Linked DNA regions of Homo sapiens: region 1 is linked to region 2. Evidence: chromatin loops called from intact Hi-C (ENCODE). Cell type or tissue: heart left ventricle. All regions are shown on one strand. Each heading gives the region's core, and the rest is flanking DNA. Links, peaks and the distances in the headings are about the cores only. Region 1 overlaps SCFD2 (sec1 family domain containing 2). Region 2 overlaps DANCR (differentiation antagonizing non-protein coding RNA).

Evidence for each region. Peaks named below come from ENCODE experiments on the same cell type or tissue, not always from the same donor. Only the 100,000 strongest peaks of a DNase experiment are listed, where the experiment ranks them.
Region 1: a loop joins it to region 2, with 2.1 times the contacts of the local background. A loop is called at or near these places in 5 of 110 quality-filtered maps.

The regions. Positions count from the first base shown.
Region 1 is chr4:52,960,331-52,970,949 of GRCh38, reverse strand. The region is part of intron 5 of SCFD2 (sec1 family domain containing 2); the gene reads left to right. Among named protein-coding and RNA genes, the nearest start is that of SCFD2-AS1, 38 kb to the right of the region's middle. In heart left ventricle, for the core only: no CTCF peak of the experiment used is centred there; no DNase peak of the experiment used is centred there.
Region 2 is chr4:52,717,473-52,728,091 of GRCh38, reverse strand. It overlaps DANCR (differentiation antagonizing non-protein coding RNA), which reads right to left. Exons shown (of 5, transcript NR_145129.1): 5 at 7,395-8,224. Among named protein-coding and RNA genes, the nearest start is that of SNORA26, 9.5 kb to the right of the region's middle. RefSeq lists an enhancer at 5,270-5,569 and silencers at 5,730-5,779, 5,960-6,099. In heart left ventricle, for the core only: a CTCF peak has its summit at 5,642 (motif pointing left); a DNase peak (open chromatin) is centred at 5,581; H3K4me3 peaks cover 1,562 bases; H3K27ac peaks cover 1,670 bases.

The DNA.
Region 1 (10,619 bases), core at 1,552-9,551, 240 kb before region 2:
AGCTGCAGGTCTTTTGGAGTTTGCTGGAGTTCCACTCTAGACCCTGTTTGCCTTGGTATCAGCAGCAGAGGCTGCACAACAGCGGATATTGGTGAGCAGCAAATGTTGCTGCCTGATCGTTCCTCTGGAAGTTTCGTCTCAGAGGAGTACCCGGCCGTGTGAGGTGTCAGTCTGCCCCTACTGGGGGATGCCTCCCAGTTAGGCTACTCGGGGGTCAGGGACCCACTTAAGGAGGCAGTCTGTCTGTTCTCATATTTCCGGCTGCGTGCTGGGAGAACCACTACTCTCTTCAAAGCTGTCAGACAGGGACATTTAAGTCTGCAGAGGACTCTGCTGCCTTTTGTTTGGCTACTCCCTGCCCCCAGGGGTGGAGTCTACAGAGGCAGGCAGGCCTCCTTGAGCTTCAGTGGGCTTTACCCAGTTCCAGCTTCCTGGCAGCTTTGTTTACCTACTCAAGCCTCAGCAATGGTGGGTGCCCCTCCCCGAGCCTCGCTGCCACCTTGCAGTTTGATCTCAGACTGCTGTGCTAGCAATGAGCCAGGCTCCATGGGCATAGGACCCTCTGAGCCATGCACAGGATATAATCTCCTGGTGTGCTGTTTGCTAAGACTGTAGGAAAAGTGCAGTATTAGGGTGGGAGTGACCCGATTTTCCAGGTGCTGTCTGTCACCCCTTTCTTTGACTAGGAAAGGGAATTCCCTGACCCCTTGCACTTACCGGGTGAGGCGATGCCTCGCCCTGCTTTGGCTCACACTGGGTATGCTGCACCCACTGTCCAGCACCCACTTTCCAACACTCCCCAGTGAGATGAGCCCGGTACCTCAGTTGGAAATGAAGAAATCACCTGTCTTCTGTGTCGCTCACGCTGGGAGCTGTAGACTGGAGTTGTTCCTATTCAGCCATCTTGGCTCCACGCCCCAATTGTTTTCTTTTATACTCCTTGAGATTTTTACCCTCTTTAAACATTTTTATAAGTGAAAAAAATGCAACTGTATTGAAGAAAACTGCCCATTTTCAAAAAACTAACAGTGATTTTCATTTTTGCATGTTGTCTTCCAGTTCAGCCTCACACTATTAATGTTTTCCATAATGGTCCTTGCAGGTCATCTTAGGCAGTAGAGGCTAGGTTTTGCTCCAGTTAACATAATCCCCAAATCTCAGGGGCTAAACACAACTCAAATTCATATCTCACTCCCTCTGCATCACTGCCTCAGGTTTGCAGAAGGCTCTGCTTATCATAGTCACTCCTCCTCAGGCCCAAGGGGTCAGACCTCATCAGGACACACACTTCCACAATCACTGAGGCAGAGGAAGGAGAAACAGCAAATTACAAACAGCCTCTTAAGAGTCCTGTCTGGAAGTAACACCCATCACCCCAGCTTCCTTTCCACCAGCCAACACAAATCACATGGCCAAGCCAACTTCCAGGGACTGAACTGTTCATCTACTGTGTGCCTGGAAGAACAAGAGATGGAATGTTTGAGAGGGGCCCTTATGAGTTCCATAAGTATATTCTATTCTGTCATGAACTCTAATTTCCTAAACCATTTTCCTACCAATGGATATTTGGGCCAAGAGCAATGATTTATATTTATGTATGATTTAAAAACATGTTGTTAAAAATTATTCAATGATACTTACTAAAGCACAGTAAGGAAGACTTTATTCAGAACCATAAAGGTAGCTATACAGACCACCACAATAGGGTCTTGCAGTCAGGAAAAAGATTGAGCTCAACTCCAAACACATCATAAGCAAGTGGGAATTTATAGCCAAGGAAGAGTGTGGGAGTCAGTGGATGGAAAATTACTAAGGGGAGACATCACGGGTGAGGGAGAGTCTGGCTAAACCCACCTAACAGGATTCTTGCCAAAGACAGGCCAGGGTGATTGGACATCACCTGGGGAATGGTGGAGGGTGAGAAACCTAATCAGATGTCAAGGATGATCAGATATTGAGGATAGCGGTTCTTGCTAAACTGATGTAGCAGAATTCTTTGCCAAAACTGGATTTTACAAGAAAGTGAACATATGGGCCTAGCAGAGGATTCAGAAGCCTAACTGGCGTTTGGCCAAGCAGAGAATCTTTGTCATATATTTGAATGTGTTTTATGGCCCCATCCCCAGGTAATATTTGGCTGCCCCCACATGAGATCCCTTGAGCACAACACACACATATACATACATGCACACACACCAGCACCCAGACACACACACAGTTGGTTGCCGATCCCCACACCAACAGCATCCCCCTCATACCTGTCCAATTCTGTCTTGCAGTGATAGAAGTATAAATCAGAGATTTTTGTCACACCCACTTCCCTGTGGCTAGGTTCTTGACAACCTCTGTGTAATCTTCCCTTCTTGCAGTAAAGAATTCATAATAGTATCTGTCGTCCATGTCAGCCAACCACGGCTACATAAATGCTGAACACACATACATGCATGCACACACACACCCATACACCCGATCACCTATTTGCCCCACGGCCACAGATTGGAAGACCAGATATAAACAAAGCCCAGCCATGAAACAGAACCAAGTATGCCTGCATGTTCTGACTTGCTCCCATTTGAACTCAAGGTGTCATTTTAAGTACCTTATCTCCTCCCTGATGCAGCCTCTGACTTTGTGCCTTTTAGTAAGAATATCTTTTGTGCACAGCATTTAAAATGTCAAACAACAATGCTCTCTGCGTAGTTGAGCAACAGCAACCTATAGTGTTAGCCCTAGCACAGTGCCTGGCACACAGTAGCCCCGGTCTAAATGAGAGCAGAGATGACTTTAGAAATGGAATGAGCAAACATTGATGGCTGTGATTCCCCTGCAAGGGTGGTGGCATTTCCCAGCCATGAAATGGCCTCTATTAATACAGGCCAAAGGACTGTTGTGGCTTTTGAATTGAATTATTATGTGTTGCCAGCCTTCCAGATGATAAAATAAAATGTTAGTGGGATGCTAGAGCCATCTTCCTTGTAGTTGTAGAATTAAATTTAACAAAAATATTAATAACTGAGAGGACCCCGGCTGAAGTTATATTGGAACTGGGAAACAAGTCAACACTGATGGGAATGACATAGGGAGGGGAAAAAGGAAGAGACAGAATTGTGCAGAGCAGGGCATGAGACACAGGCTCCAGAGCCCAGAGGGTAGACAAAGGGTCTCACAAGCTCAGGCATGGCTCAGAAAACACTGGTACCACCAGACCCAAACCAGCAAACAGGGCAATGGGGAGAGATTCCAAAAGGAATCAGCACCAGCTGTAGTCTCATGAGGAAATATGTGCATTTGTGGTCTTATCAGGAGTACAGAGAACTGGACCACTTCTCCCATGGAAGGAACACCAGGACTGGCAGGAACTGAGAGACATTACAGGACATTTGGGACTGCCTAGATTCCAATTCTCAGACTGCCATTTGTTTACTGTATTCCTTTGGCAAGTTATGCTTGAGTTTCCTCATCTGTAAAATGGGATTAATATTAGTACCTACTTCATGGGGATGTTGTGAAAATTAAGCAAAATAACATGTATAGAGTTACTTAGGGACAACAAGGACTGCCATGTAGTAAGTGATTTGAAAATGTAAGATCTAGGAGGGGTTCTCGGGTCCCAGAGGCAAAATGGGATTTAGGGCAAGGTCCCAGAACTAGAGGCAAGCTGGGGTTCCATGTGGAAGCTGGCCAACCCCAGGGTAGAGAACCAGAAGTAAGAGTGAGACCATGGTAGAAAGATCAAGAATGTGCAGCAACATGCCCTTGAGGTTGTTTAAAGATGCAGATGATGGACAATATGGGTGAACCTAGAAGACATTATGCTAACTGAAGTAAGCCAAAAATAAAAGGACAAATATTGTATGATTCTACTTATATGAAGCATCTCCAGTAGTCAAATTCATAGAGACAGAAAGTAAAATGGATGGTGTTTGCCAGGTCCTGGAGGGAAGGAAGAGTGTGGTTACAGTTTAATGGGTCAAGAATTCAGCCTTGCAAAAGAAAAGGAGTTCCAGAGATGGATGGTGGTGTTGGCTGCACAATGTGAATGTTGTTAATGCCACTGAACTGTACACTTAAAATGGCTACAATGGTAAATTTTATGTTATATACATGAGCTTTACACAATTTTTTTTAAAAACAAAGGAAGTCTGTATAAAGTTTATACTTTAGTTAAGAAAATGTATCAATATTGGTTCACTAATAGTAAAAAAAAGTACCAGACTTATGTAAGATGTCGATAATAAGAGAAACTGGCTTCAGATAGCAATAAATTATATAAGAAATCTTTATACTATTGTCACTTTTTTTATAAATCTAAAACTGTCCTACCAAACAAATGAAGTATATTTTTAAAAACTAGATGCAGAAGATGGGAAGAACCAGATAAAGAGCTGCTTGGTTGAGTAAGAGCTCCCTTGGTTGAGTAAGGGGTGGTTGAGATTTGGGGAGAGATTGTTATGAGCCTGAAAACAGAGATTAAAAAGGTGATGTGGAAGGTAATGTGGGAAGGAGGAAAGGGATTTAAAGAATCCGAGGAATCACAAGATTGACCACAGCAGCAGATGAGCAGATGACCGTGGGCACTGCCTGGGAAAGGACTCAGGTCATCAAGTGACCTGTGCTTACGTTGATCTACTTTGCACATGCACAGGAGAATGTCATAAAAAACACACGTATAATCAGTTGAGAGTATTTCAAATTCCAGATATGGAAGATTACTAAACATGCATCCTTGGTATGTTTCCTTAAAGCACAACAAAATCCTGGCATTTACGAACAAAAAGAATGGTGCAGGGCATGAGGCATGGGCCCATCACCAGATGGCCTGGTGTGTCTCCATAAATGAGGGCACTTCAACATGTCAAGACTGGGCTGTCAAGGGTTGATCCTATAAATCAGATGTCGTTTTCATAGGATCGTGCCATTTTTAATTCTTGTCCCAAGAAAGTCTTTATCAATCAGATCCAAGTTTAGCACATTTTTAGCACCCATGAAGTCTGTATTTGGCATGTTTACCCATGTTGTTTGAATTACAATAACTGGTAGCATTATTAGCATAGAGTATTATTTGCAGACACCAGAGTCAAGTTTTTTGAGTAATAAATAATAGAAAAGAGACCACAACCATGATCTTCCTATTATGACTATGAAAGAATGAATTGTGAGCTCCTAGGCTCCTTCTATAACAACTGTCAAGCCAAATGAAACCAAGTCATGGCAGGTTTTGGTCACATGTATGGTACTGAGCTGTTTTCCTAAAGGCCAGACCCAGCCAGGCTTGCTGGCTACAGCAGGAGGTGCTAGAGGAGGCATGGAACATCAGAAGTGGGCAACGCACAGCCTCCATGGGTGCTCTGCTCCACACCCTCTGGGAGCTGAAATGTCAGCAATATTGGCATCATTTTGAATACTGCACAGTGCTGTGGAAATTGGGCATGCACAGATTCTGACCAATAAACATGAGAAGAATAAGGAAGTTACGGGACACCACTCTGTGGGTAGAATGAACACTAGCATGGCAGGGGCAGAATAAAAGAAGCATGTGCTCAGCCGCTGGGGGAAATGGGCATTGGTTAGGGGTGCCAGAGGAACTGAGGGCTCTGGGCTGAGGCTGGAAACCAGTAAATAGTGTCTGTGGCATGAAGTGAGGAATCAAAGAAATCCAATAATATGCCATGAAAGATGTCACTCTTAGGCCCATCATTTTTTGCGGGGGGGCTTTTATAGTCTACCTAATTTATTGGGGTGTTTTCAATATGGCTCCTAGAAAAGGAAATATGTGCAACAGAATGCAGAAATAACACGAAATCTGACATTTTCCAGCCTGGCCTCCACCTATCATGATGGTTACGGCATGTAGACGGTGTTCAATACATGCTGTCTGAGTGAATGATCATTATGAAATAGATGGCAACAGCACTGTGTGTGTGTGTGTGTGTGTTTGTGTTTTGTTTTATTCATTTAGTCACCACCATACATTTTGCCTTTCAGATTAGGAATCATGTAATTAATGTCATTTCTGCGAGGCTTTTTCCATTGCAAGATGGGATCTGAACTGATACCATTGTCTAAATTACTCACTAAATTAACATAGTGTTATTTTATCTCAGATGCTTATCTTAGAGCATCCAATTTTATGCTGGCTCACCCTTAGGAGTACTCAAGTGAGGGCTGGACAACAAACTGCACTTGATGGGTGTTTGAGACCAAAAGATTCAAGGATCGCTTCTGAGTCCTTGTGTATGTGTGTGTGTGTGTGTGTGTGTCCCTCACATTTCGCAAGGTCAATATTACTTTGGCAATCTGAGGTGGATTGTAGTAGTTGACTATATTGTCTTGACATTGCAAACCCACTTTGTTTACCTGGAACCATTAATTCAGTGAAATCAAAATTCAAGACACTTAGCCTGCAACTCCTAGAATGTTCCTGGAAACATGGATGGAGATTACTTCAGTGCTGACAGGGCCGTTGGAAAAGACATTGGTTTTGGGAATATGTGAACCCCCTTTTGGTATAGTAAAATATCCTTTTCCTATTTTGGAAAAGTTGGACCTGTTGGCTAAAGCAATTAGCAGTTACTACTGATGACTTAACACTGGATTGGATTCAACCTGTGATATATGCATGTTTACCCTTCTGCCAAGCTGCTGTGCCTCCAACCAGCCCAGAACTTAAGCAACTAACAATAGGCAGAAATATTCCTGACCTAGTTTTTGTATCTTTACATGATGCATAGATAAAAATAATTTCTCTGTACTAATTAGCTTTAAAATCTTGGAACACAACCACTTGGAGGCTTTCCATTTCTAAAATTGGTGCCCAGAACATTGCTAAGTGGCCTGCTTCAGGAAAAGATGTGTTGGTCTTAATTAATCCATTATTGAGCTTTTCAATGGAAATAATTGAATACAATCTTTATATTATTCTTTTTCCCAATTAATGACAAGAGAAAAATGTAATTTGGCAAGGACAAATGTATGACTAGTCCTTCATTCTCATGTGTAATTTTTCTTAGGCATCTCTTGATTTTCAGGTATTTGATTAACTATTCAGATAATGACACAATATGGAACTTTTAATGTTGCGCAGCCATTGCTTCTTGTCCAACTTATGAAACCAAAAGGCAACATTTTATCCTCCCCTCACCTCTGTTTTTACCAATAGTGTATCTTTTGGAGTGTGAAACTGAGGCTGAGAGAAAGATGTAGGCTGTTGCTCACCAAATTTACAGAAGAGAATCCTGTCTCAAAGGAGCTATTTTTCCCCATTCCTGAGGAAAAATAAATAATCATGGCTAGAAAAGGGGAATTTGAGTTCATTTGATGGAGAGACTTTTGCAGACAGTTGAGTGTGTAACTGTACCTTATATACTCATATTTGAAGTAGTTCAATTTAAGATAAGGAACAGGGCAGGGTGGTTAGATTTAAAAACAAAACATCAAGTTAAAAATATTCTTTACAGACATTGGTACTCTCAGAAAGATACATTGCCTTTTCGAACCCGACTCCAAGATATGGGAAAGAGAAGACAGTCCAAGGACCTTACAGCAAATTCTTAATGCAAAAGAATGAAGTATATGTGAACATTTTTAAAGCAGTAGGGTGAGTGACCCCAGGATTCTCACTTCTCCTCCAACCTTACGTTGCATCAGGAGAAAACAACAGAGAGAAAGATTTTATTTTTTTAACCCTAAATGGTCCCCATAGTAATCTCACTAATAATTGATCAGGGCATTCTGAAAATAAGTTGCAAACTTGGGAAGATACAGTTTTTTTCAATAGAGGATAATTAAAATGCCTTCATAGAAATGGAGTACTTCTGGAGACTTCGACTTGGTAAAACTTGTGTTTGTTTAGTAATTCTTGATTTAAACAAAGCCAGGTTTATGTGTGTTGCGCTGGGGGAGGAGAAATAAGGAAACCAATGAGCTTATATACAAGTAAGTCACTTTTGTGTGGATTTGTGAGGCCTTGGCCCTTCTTTCTATTCCCTCTCCTTTTGGGATCTCATCCAAGCTAAAAACTTCAGCTGTGTCATCCACAGAGATAATTAATTTGGAAAAGAAAGATTCACAATGACCATGATAGTAAAATATTGGATAAGCTGTCTTGGGAAAAAGGGATTCGACTTCATTTCAAAGAAAGTCAGATTCCATCATCTGGGAGAGCCAGTCTGGGGCTAAGGCAGGTTTCCTACTGCTGATTAAAGCAGACGGACAGGGAGGCAAGAAGTTACAACTTTTGTCTACTTTCTTAGCCTGTTTCAGTAATGCTGCCCCCCTCTAAACTATTTTCATCATAGCATTAACACAATGCTCATTTTAACATATTATTTCAAAAAGAAAAAAATAGGAAGACAATCATATTTTGAGAATGTGGCCAAGGAGAATGACCTCTGCCACCCCATTCCCAGCCCAGCTATGCTTCTTCTTAAATGTGCTACCTTCAGGAGAAAATACTACAACCTACAGACGACATTTATAGGGAAGACTATTTCAACTCAATAAAGGGTATCGTTTTTTGTTAAAGCTATCTGGCAGCAAAGTTGGTGGCCTCAAGAGTTTGTAAGGTACCAGGAGTAAAATGTGTTCAGGTTGAAGGCCCAACTAACAGACTTTCTGGAAAGGAGATTTCTGCTTTGAGTTGGAGCTTCTGTGAAGTACCCTCTGAAGCTGCTTAGAACAGAGAGCTCCCTTCAGTGCCAAATCTGCATTTGCAACCTTGACCTACTTCCTGGAATCAGAGAGCCATAGAATTGGCTGGGACCTCAAAGCTTGTCTTGTCCAACCCATATGCAGGGAGATTAAAGAATTACCATGGCCACCTTTAAGCTCCAGTCACATTCCTTCAAAAGTCTTAGGTGAGAATCATCCCCACTCCACCAGTAATTTCCATCAGTGGAACCACTATCCTCTCAATTCAGAGGTGCAGGGACTCAACATCTTCTCTTCTCTTTGCCTGTCACAAGCAGTCACCAACGTGGGGTCAGTTCTTTCACAATGTCATTCCAAGCCTCCCTTTTCCATTCCTATCGTCACCACTGTAGTATTGCCTTCAGACTGTCTATAACTGCCTTCTGCTTATCCCAGATTCCAGTCTCACCACTTCTAAGCCATGACTGTCACCAGCTATTACCATCTACACAGAATCTGCAGGCTGAAAGTAACCTAAGAGCTCATCTTGCCCTCCTTCCTGTCTTGTGCATGAACTCTTACTAAAATGTTACCTCTGTCATCAGTATTTTCTCACCCATAAGTCGTCAGTGGCATCTCTTGCTAATAAGATATAAAGTTCTTATTCCATTGCTTTGCATTCATGCCTCCCCTCCCATCCTCTGCCAAGTCTGGCCACACCTCACTGTTTCAGCTGCTCAACATCAACCAGGGAGGCTGGTTTTCCCACTATTCCATGAACACCCTGACATTTCTCCTTCCAACTTACAAATGACAGCTAATCAACTCAAGCTAGCTTTTAAAAAGCGGATTAAAATAAACAGCTGATATGAAATAAAAGGCCAGGGATAGGTCTGGTTTCCTCAATCTTTGTCCTCAGGAGTCTGCCTCTGTCTTGGCTCTGCCTCTCTCAGTGTTGGCCTTATTCTTAGTTCATCCCTCTCTGGGTAGTAGCAAAATGGCCGCCAGTAGCTTCGGGATTACATCCTCTGAACAAGCAGCCCCCCAAAAAGGAGAACTTCCCTTTCCCATGGTTCCAGCAAAAGTCTCAAGATCATGTCTCAGACTGATCTGGATTATGGGCCATGCTGAGCCCTCACCGTGGCCAGATGGACAGAGTGCTTTGGTGAGCAAGGTAAAGTTCTGAATCACGGGAGCTGAGGGTAAAGGGTAAAGAAAATCAATATGCCAGAATCAAAAGAAGTGGGAGTGGAGACTGCAGTCATTCTCTGTGCCCAGAATGATCTGCCAACCCTCCTCAGCCTCTCCTGCAAGGTCCCGCTCAGGTCCCACTTCCCCCAGGAGGCCATTTTGTAGCCAGACTACTCACAATGACCATGAACTCCTACGATACTCACTTCCTGGAGCATTCCTAGTCTCTAAAATTAGGCGCTAAGGTCCTTAAAGGCAGAGACCACATCTTACACATCTTTGCATCTTTGTTTTCCTCATAGCAACTGGAACTGTACTTTGCATAGTTGATGTATAATAAATTTTTGTTGTTGTGAGTGACTTTTGGTACTATTAGCACATGTGTGGTGTGTGTGTGTGTGTTGTGTGTGTGTGTGTGTGTCAGAGAAAGAAATGAGGTGCGTGGAAAAGAAGATGTGCTTTGGCCAGGCACGGTGGCTCACGCCTGTAATCCCAACACTTTGGGAGGCTGAGACAGGCGGATCACCTGAGGTCGGGAGTTTGAGACCAGCCTGACCAACGTGGAGAAACCCCATCTGTACTAAAAAATACAAAATTAGCTGGGCATGGTGGTGTATGCCTATAATCCTAGCTACTCGGGAGGCTGAGGCAGGAGAATCACTTGAACCCGGGAGGCGGAGGTTGTGGTGAGCCAAGATCGCGCCATTGCACTCCAGCCTGGGCAACAAGAGCGAAACTCTGTCTCAAAAAAAAAAAAAAAAAGAAGAAGAAGATGTGCCTCTCTGCGGAAACATCAGCAG
Region 2 (10,619 bases), core at 1,554-9,553:
CTAGGGCTGTGAGCACCAATCTGTTCCCTGACTCCTCTCTAGCTTCCAGGGGTTTGCTATGAACCTTTGGCATTCCTTGGCTTGTGGAAGTACCTCTGTCTTCATTTTCATGTTCATATCACATTCTTCCTGTGTTTATCTGTCTGTGTCCATATTTCCCATTTTTATAAGGACACCAGTCAAGTTGGTCATACCCTATTCCGGTACGACCTCATCTTAACTATTTACATCTGAAAGGTCACATTCCAAATAAGATCACATTCTGAGGTACTGGGAGTTAGGACTTCAACCTATGAATCTGAGGGAGGTACAATTCAGACCATAACGTCTAGGATGTGATTCTCATCCCTGTGGCCCAAGGTAGCAGCTAGAGATCCAGCCACCACATTCACATTCAGGGTCTTCTCAAAGGGCCCATTTCTGTAAGGTGAATTCATAGCTTAAATCTCAGCTCCAGCACTTACTATCTACAGGAGTTTGACTCCCCCCCACTCCACAACCTTAGCTTTATCATCTTGAAAATGAAGAAGCAACATTTACCTTTGCAGAGTTGTTATGATCATGAAAAATAACAAATACAAGAGCTTGGACTATAGTAGATGCTCAATGGTAACAGTGATCTGTTATTTGTCATCTATCTGCTCAGGGCCTTGCATAGTGCCTCTCACAGAGTAAGTGCTCCACAAACATTTTGTTGCCCAATGGAGATTTAGATCGTGCCTAAAGCCCTAGGCTACAGAAGGCTGAGGTTGGAGTGAGCTATGATTGCACCACTGCACTCCAGCCTGGGTGGAGTGCAGCGAGATCCAGTCTCTAAAAATAAAAATAAAGCCCTGGGCTAGACTGCAGTCTGGAAATTGATGATAAAATAGCCATCACAGTAGTATAAAACACAAAACATTGGAAAAGAAATAGTTATCAAATACAAACATTATAGGGAGAAATAAATACACACAATTTCTCAAGTAACATCTCAAGGATAAAATAAGTACAATGCATCATTTTACAGTCACAAGTCTACAGTGTCATGGATAGACTAGGACCATATGGCTTGAGGAATCCCTTACAGGAGCCAGATCTGACTCAGACCCCTGATTGCAAGTCTGAAGGCAAGCTCTCTCAAATACAGCTAGTGACAGCCCAGGGCTTTCCTGGAGCAGTAAGAGAATTAAGTGTGACCTTGGATGAGAGCAGGTAACGAACTACAAGTAATGGTAATTCAGCAGGAATCTTTTCCTATGATTTGGGGCTACTATTTTTTGGTGTCTGATCAAAGAAAATGTTTCCCAACTCACTAAGCTCTCCTGCACCTGACATAGTATTTGTATTGCAAAAAGTGCAAGGTTAAAAGAATTGGTGTCGTAACTATAGGAGGCTGTGTTCTGAGTTTTTGAAAAAAGGTTTTACATATATATTTTTGAAGAGCAGCCCGGCATGCAGCTATGAAATGAAGCATCTGGTATTGCCTTCTACATGCTTTCTAGAACAGTGTTATCCAGCAGAACTTTCTGCCAGGATAGAAATGTTCTATATCTGTGCTGTCCAATACAGTAGCCAATAGCCAGGTGGCTATTTAAATTTAAATTTAATTACATTGAAAATTCGGTTCACTGATACACTATTAAGGCTTACGATAAAGCTAAGTAATGAAGTCAGTTTGGCATTGTTGTAAAGGTAGAAAAACCAACTGATAGAACAAAACAGAGTCAGGAGACAGGACCACACATACGTGGTCACTTGACTTACGACAATTGCAAGTGGGAAAATGGATTTTTTGAATAAACATGCTGGATCAATTAGCTATCCACATAGAAACAACAGGCATCTGGACCTACCTCTATGTCCCTATTCACAACAATCAATTCCAAATGGATTGCAGATCTAAATGAGCAAACTAAAACATTAAAGCTTTTGGGGGGCCAGGCGTGGTGGTTCATGCCTGTAATCCCAGCACTTTGGGAGGCTGGGGCAGGTGGATCACAAGATCAGAAGATGGAGACCATCCTGGTCAACATGGTGAAACCATGTTTCTACTAACATACAAAAATTAGCTGGGCATAGTGGTGTGCACCTGTAGTCCCAGCTACTTGGGAGGCTGAGGCAGGGGAATTGCTTGAACCCAGGAGGAGGAGATTGTAGTGAGCCGAGATTGCGCCACTGCACTCCAGCCTGGTGACAGAGAGAGACTCCGTCTCAAAAAAAAAAAAAAAAAAAAAAAAAAAAAAAAAAAAAAAACAGGAGGAAACTTTATAACCTGGAGTAGGCAGAGATTTCTTAAATAAAACCAAAAAACACTAAATGTTAAAACTAATGAATTGAATATTTCAAAATTAAAGTTTTCTTCAAAAGATACCATTAAAAGAATGAAAAGTAACCAAATGGGGGAAAATATTTGTGACATATATACTTGACAAAGGATGAATATTTAGAATTCTAAAAACAAAAACATAATACTGTATACTTAAAAAATTGCTAAGAGGATATATCTTACATTGTGTTATTTTAAATTTATTTTATTTTTTTCAAATTTTATTTTAGACTCAGGGGTACATGTACAGGCTTGTTACCTGGGTATATTGCGCGATGCTGAGGTTTGGGGTACAAATGATCCCTTCAGCCAGGTACTGAGCATCGTACCCAACAGTTTTTCCAACTTTTCTCCCTCTCTTTCCCTCCCCCCATGTTAAGGGTTATTATCAATAATAATAATAAAGAGGTCAGGAGAAAACTTTTGGAGGTGATGGATTAGGTTCATGGCATAGATTGTGCTGATGGTTTTAAGGGTGTACACTTATCTCCAAACTTATGAAGTTGTGTACATTGAATATGTATAGCTTTTTAGCATGCCAATCATACTTCAATAAAGTCATTTTTAAAAATCTTCTTACAATGGATAAACAAGCTGTGATATATTCATCCAATGGAATAGTACTCAGAAATAAGGAGGAATAAGTTATTGACACATGCAACAATATGAATAAATCTCAAACACAGCATGCTGAGTGCAAGAAGCCTTATACAGAAGAACATACTGTATGATTCCAGTTATATGGTCTTCTGAAACAGGCAAATCTAATCTACAGTGAGGAAAAAAATTAGAACATTGGTTGTCCCTGGGAAAGTGGAAATGGTAGGGAGCATGAAGGACTTTCCGGGGTGATAGTATGTTCTATACTTGATAGAAGTTTGGGTTATACAAATGAATGCATTTGTCAAAACTCAGCAAATATATACACTAAAGATTTGTGCATTTCATTTCATGTAAATTTTACATCAAAAGAAACCTGAAGTATTAAATTCTAGTTAATGATATACATGCTGAAATATTAATATTTAAATGGCCAAATATGTATTGCTGTTTGCAATTTACTTTGAAATGCAACAACATTAAGATAGATACAGGTAAATGTAGAAATATCCTAAAGTGAGTGTTATATAATGTTAATGGTAGAATAATCTATGTGGTAAGTTTACAGACGCTATTGTAAAACTCTTTAAACTTTGCTAAATATTTGAAATTTTTCATAATCAAATGTTAGGAAAATACAAATTTAAAAGACACTAAAAATGGGCACAGATTTTAACAGACACTTCATGAAGTTATTTCTTAATAGCCAATAAAGAGATGAAAAGGTGCTCAACTTCATTAATCATCAGGGAGCTGCAAATCAAAATCACCTGAAGCACAATTATCACCCACCAAAATGGCTAAAATGAAAAAAGATGGAAAATACCAAGTGTTGATGAGAATGTGGAACAACTGGAATACTCATATGTTGCTGATAAGTGTAAATTGGCTCAAACACTTTGAAAAACTGTTTTAAAATATTTAATATCTACTAAATTTGAACATGGTATATAACCTATGATCCAATAATTCCATTTGTAGGTATACACCGAACAGAAATGCAATCATCTTTTATCATGTTCATCAGAAGACGTTTATTACAATGTTCATAGCAGCAATATTTTTAATAGTTCCAAAATGTAGACTACTCCAATGCCTATCAACAATTGGTTGAATACATAAATTGTGGTATATTCACAAAATGGACTGCACTGCAGCATTCTCATGAGCAAACTGTGACTATACTCAAAATATGGATGAACCTCATGACCATCATAGTGAGTTAAAGAAACCAGACACAAAAAATCACATGTATATAATGCACAAACACAAGGATACTGCTCTATGCTGTTAGAAGTCAGGCTAGCGGTTACCTTTGGGTGAAAAGGAGTGGTTAGCTACCGGAAGGAAATACTTCTGGTGTACTGTTTCTTTCTTTCTTTCCTTTCTTTCCCTTCTTTTCTTTCCTTTCTTTCTCTTCGTTTCTTTCCCCTCCCTCCGTCCCTCCCTCCCTCCCTCCCTTCCTTCCTTCCTTCCCTCCCTTTCTTCCTTCCCTTTCTCTCTCTCTTTCTTTCTATTTCTTTTTTTCTTTTTTTTAATGTAGTATAGCTCTGTCACCCAGGCTGGAGTGCAGTGGCATGATCTCGCTCACTGCAACCTCCACCTCCCGGGTTCAAGCGATTCCCCTGCCTCAGCCTCCGGAGTAGCTAGGATTACAGACGTGTGCCACCACACCCAGCTAATTTTTGTATTTTTAGTAGAGACAGGGTTTCACCATGTAGGCCAGGCTGGTCTCAAACTCCTGACCTCAAGCGATCTGCCCACCTCGGCCTCCCAAAGTGCTGGGATTACAGGCATGAACCACCACGCCCCGCCATGTTCTGTTTCTTAAATTAGTTGTTGGTGGCAGGACTGTGATTAGTTTGTGAAATTTCAGCCGAATGTGCATTTTTGTGTACTCATCTGTGGTCATGTTATATTTCAATAAAAAGCAGTCTCTGCCAGAACCTACAGGCAATGAGGTGCCACAGAAGGAGTTGACATTTGAGAGGCTTGAGAAGGGTTTAAGAGACACAATCAGATTTGCATTAGGAAGATTAATCTTTGGCTTTGGAGGATGACCGGGAAAGGAGTTGGGAGCTATTTGTAGAACTAATCCAGGCAAGCAATTATGAAGGTCTGAATTAGAGCAAGGGAATAGGAATGAGGACAGGATACAGCTGATATTTAGGAAGTAAACATGACAGGACGTGAGCCGATCACTAAATCCTCCTGCTCATGTTTCCTTGCTTGAAAAATAAGGAATAACAGTACCTACTTCATTGGGACTAGTTTGATGATTTAATGAGGGGGAGTGGTTTTAGATTTATAAAATATATATATGCTTATTGTATACCATACCTAGACATAAGGTATTAATATTAGAAAGCTCTAAGAGAAATATCTTGATTTTGGCATTGTCCCTGCGACGCTGCCTTCTCCCTGCCTAGGATGGATCAGCGTGGGACACAGGGTAGAAGGCAGAGGTACAGAATACCACAGGACATGTCAGAACGTGGGCGTGAAACGGGCCCAAGGGACCACGGGTGAAGGTCTAGGACTCTTCCAGCAGCCTGAGCGCCAGCAGAAGGAACCAAAACTAACCCAGGCGTTTCCTCTCCTCCTCCCCAGCCTTTCGGCCGAGAAGCAGACCGGCGGAACGCGACGGGGATTCAGGCCTAGGGGTGGGCTTGAGGCCGGAAAAATGGCCAATGGAACGAGAGCTTCTCCGTGCTTAGCCAATTGCATGACCCCCCCCCCAGGACCGCCCCCATCCGGTGATTGGCAGACACGTCTCCCAGTGTTGTCGCGGCCTGCTAAGGCTCTCAGAACTCCCGCGAGGGTGCGGGTCTTCCTCCAGCGCTGGGCTACTTGGTCCCGCCCCTCAAGGTATTTCTGCTCCTTGTGTGCCAGGGACCCCGGTAGTCCTGCTCCTGCTCTGGACCTGGAGCCAGGAGGTGGCTGGGAGGTGGGCGCGGTGAGGAGGTCTGAGCAGCCGCAGGCTCTGGGCCGCTTCGCCTCGAATCCGGGACCCGCGGGACCCGCAGGACCCGTAGTGCCTGGGGCCGAGGTGGGCGCGGCCCGGGCTCTCATGCTTTCCCTCACGCGCACCTGCCTTTTCCGCGGGGCCCGGGGCGGCTCCCCTGCCAGTTGGCGGGAGTAACCCGTAGTAGTAAAGCGCGACTGGATTAGGCCCTGTGTATTGAAGGGTTTGCGATCTTGAAAGGAACATTTGCATTAAAAACAGTGGGCAAACTTGTTTGTGGTCCTGTTGGTAACACACTTTTAGGGGGTGCAGTACAGTATGTTACCATACTTGGGGGATTAGCCGCCGTAGTTAAATGGTGGGTTCCTGTTGTTCCCAGCCCATTTCTAGCTAATTTAAAGAGAGTTTAAATAGGATAAGGTCCCGTTTACATCTTCCAGTGCCTAATACAAATATTTTAAGCAGCCCTATCAGCCTCCCCAAAAGGTAAAGGAGATTCCCCCAGTAAAGGCACATGACACTATGTATTGAATTCTTTTTTTTTTTTTTAAGACGGTGTCGCTCTGTCGCCCAGGCTGGAGTGCAGTGGCGCGATCTCGGCTCACTGCAACCTCTACCTCCCGAGTTCAAGCGATCATCCCACCTCAGCCTCCCAAGTAGCTGGGATTACAGGCGCCAGCCACCACGCCCGGCTAATTTTTGTATATTTTGTAGAGACGGGGTTTCACCATGTTGGCCAGGCTGGTCTTGAACTCCTGACCTCAGGTGATCCGCCGGAATCGGCCTCCCAAAGTGCTGGGATTACAGGTGTGAGCTACCACGCCCGGCCTGTATTGATTTCTTGAATTTAGCAAACACCACAAAATTATCTTAAAGTAGCCTGTACTTAATACCATAAGAAAGACCAGCCTGAGTCTGTTTTCCCTGAAAGCAAAGCACTGAAAAAATCGTGCAATCGGGAAGAGAATACAAAATACTGTAGATACCTGAGTCTTCAGTGTACAGCCAAGTGGCAATATACATGTTATTAGGATGTATTTTTAAGTCTTAGGTTCTTTCGGGGTGGGACAGTGCCGACTAATAATTAAAGTATTTCATATATCATTTTCCTATTAATTGGACAAGAAAAAGCTGATTTATTTTCGACCCTTTTGTAGGTGGGAAAATAGCAGGCTAAGATGATATAGCACTGAAATCTTTATCAGCTTCTCCAAAGATTATTTGTACTCATCTGTTGAAATATTTACCAATTTTTCTTTGTGTAGTTTGTGAAATTGCTGGAATAGGTTATGTTTCAGCTGGCTACAACAGAGCTTTTAAGGTTGCCAACTAACTTTCTTAGATGTGAATAGAGTTATTCTTTTGTTGACCTAAAAATTGTTGACTGTTAGAGCAAAGAATTCATATTAAATTTTGTGTAAAGTTAAATATGTCAGTGAGACACCTGAAATAGACTATTTTGGTATATTGCATTTGAACCTCCCTATCAATAGCAATCAAAAAACCATAATTCCAATCTGGCTATTTCTGAATATACAGCCAAGACAAGTGGCAATTAGAACTGTTAAAAGTAGTTTCTGGCTGGGTCCAGTGGCTCACCCCTGTAATCCCAGAACTTTGGGAGGCTGAGGCAGGAGGATCACTTGAGCCCGTGAGTTCAAGACAGGCCTGGGCAACATAGGGAGACCCCCCCACCTCTATAAAAAACAACAATAACAAAATTAGCCAGGTCTGGTGGTACACACCTGTGGTCCCACCTACTCAGGAGGCTGAGGTGGGAGGATCGCTTGAGCCTAGGGTACCAAGGCCGCAGTGAACTATGATTGTTCCACTATACTCCATCCAGCCTGGGTGACAGAGGAAGACCCTGTCACAAAAGAGAAACAAAAAAAAAAAGTAGTTTCCGGTGATGACATATCAAGAGCAAGAATTTTTGACTGGCACAAAAGGTTTAAAGAAGGTAAGGATGATACCCATGGTGATGTGCAAAGCGGTCATCCAGTCACCCACAGAATCCAATTAAATGCTGAGAGCCAGAAATTCGGTTTTCTCAAATAGCCAATTAACTATGAGAAAAATAGCAGAAAAGTTTCATTCTGTAAGAAAACTTGCAGCTGATGAAAGCTTCTAGGAAGATTTTTATCTCCTGCTATTGTGGCTGAAGATCTCATGGAGGCCAAACCAAAATAGGGCTAAGCAGGAGCCTGCAGCTTGGGTGTGTATTCAGGGCATGATCCTGTTTTGTTCATTGGTCTTGGAGAAATTTCAGACTGAAACAAGCTGAGCATCTTCAAAGATTTTTTCACAGGCTTTTGTAGGTTCATGACTTAAACAGCGTGAAACTTGTAGAGCTGGATATGACCAAAAGAAGAGGATGGAACCAGTTTATTAGGAGGAACAAACTGTTATCTCACAGTAAGGAACTAACTGTAGGAGAATTTCTACCTTATTTCTTCAAAGTGAGCTCATCAGGTTACCTGCAGGGTAAGCAGTTAAACCTTCAACAGGGAGCTAGCAATTGTTATTCTGTACGGACACATCTCAAAAGTAGTCTGAGACTGGCCATACTTGGGCAGAAATATTTAACTTGTAATAATGAAACTTCTTTTGGGAGTGGAAGATGGAGCTCAGATGTTGGAAACAGGGATTCGATTAAGAAAGAAAAAGCAATGAAGAATTGTGGGCAGTTTAAGCATTAAATAAAAATATACTGTTCTCGCAGGGTGTGGTGGCTCACACCTGTAATCCCAGCACTTTGGGAGGCCAAGGCGGGCGGATCACGAGGTCAGGAGATTGAGACCATCCTGGCTAACACGGTGAAACCCTGTCACTACTAAAAATACAAAAAATTAGCCAGGCGTGGTGGTGGGCGCCTGTAGTCCCAGCTACTCTAGAGGCTGAGGCAGGACAATGGCGTGAACCTGGGAGGCGGAGCTTGCAGTGAATCGAGATCATGCCACTGCACTCTAGCCTGGGAGACAGAGCAAGACTCCACCTCAAAAAAAAAAAAAAAAAAAAAAAAAAAAAATATATATATATATATATACACACACACACACACACACACACACACTGTTCTCTTTCACTCTTCCCACCCACCAAAACGTGAGGACCTGATTATGTTCAGAATCTCACGATACTTTGTTCTTTAAATAATCTAAATTTCACTTTTAAATGGATTTTTATATATAAACTGTTCATCTCTAGGATTTAGAATAAAGGGCAAATAGGGTTCAGTCTGATCCTTTCATCATGAGAATGAGATTCTATAGTTTGAGAAGTTTCAAAGGGTATTAACAAGTAAACAATATATACAATCTTTTCAAGTGACTGAGTTTTGACCTTCATATGCTATGTTTCAGCTCTACAGCATTCAATAAAGGAAAGCTTGAATTACTTGAATATTCGTGAGCCCACGAATAGCCTCAAGTACATCATGGTCCAGTCAAATGATGGTTTTGCTCAAACACTTTAATAAAAAAGCATTAGTAATTCATGTCAGTTGATATAGATAAGGTATTCTTACACAGAATAGGTGAAAAATGGTTTCACACAGAAGAAATTTTGATACATCTAGAAAATGTAAAGGATTTCAGATAGTATTTTTGTCAATTAACATGTTAGTTTAGGGAGCTAGGTGAACCATGTGTTATTCCATCACATAATAAATTTGAGTTCAATATGAACTTCTCATTAAAAAACTTAGGTTCTTTGCCCCAATTTCCTTCTCAGTCTCTAGTATAGTGCTGTTTAAGTGTAGTATCCCGTAATTCAGAATTAGTATTATTGCAACCTAGTGGCAAGGACTTAAGTCAGAGCCTTGTGGTAGCTGACCCTGGGAAGACTGGTTTCATTAGTCATACTACTTTTCTGGAGTCAGGGTCTTGCTGTTGCCCAGGCTGGAGAGCAGTGAGTCATGTCTCACTGCAGCCTTGAACTTGTGGGCTCAAGCCATCCTCCCTCCTCAGCCTCCCAAGTAGATTAGATGACTGTGCCCAGCTAAGTTTTTGGCTTTTTGTAGAGATGGGGTCTTGCTTTGTTGCTCAGGCTGGTCTCGAACTCCTGGCCTCAAGCGGTCCCCATGCCTCAGCCTCCCAAAGAGCTGGGATTACAGGCTGTGCCTAGCTGATATATATATATATATATTTTTAAAGGACACTAGTACTATTATGTCCTTTTAAGTCCTCTTTTACATCTCATGTTTCATACACCAAAAACACCTAATAGGCTGACAGATGCTCCCTTTGTGCCAAATTTTGAGAACCTTCTCTTGCCGAGATTCAAGTTTACATTTCTTAAAACACAAACCAAAACTGAGGTTTATGAAAACATTATCTCACTTTAGCAGTTTGTATTACCTCCAGGACACTGCTGGCTGAAGCTGTACAGCCCGCAGGGCAAAAATTATAATTAGAATGCTTTTCCTATTGTCTTAATTTGCTTCAGTTATTGAATTTTTAAAATGTGGTGTCTTGTGCTGTATAAATACAAGTGTGCATAAGTGACTTTCCAATAAACCATAAATTGATTCCTTACTTTTCACAATGCTTTATTAGGAGGTATGTGCTGACCCCACATATTTTAGCCACATGCACATGCTCATGTATCTCAAGATTAAAGTCTAAATACATTTTAAATTCATGGTTATACCTTTAAAAAATGACTAATGGGCCGGGCGCGGTGGCTCATGCCTGTAATCCCAGCACTTTGGGAGGCTGAGGCAGGTGCATCACAAGGTCAGGAGAT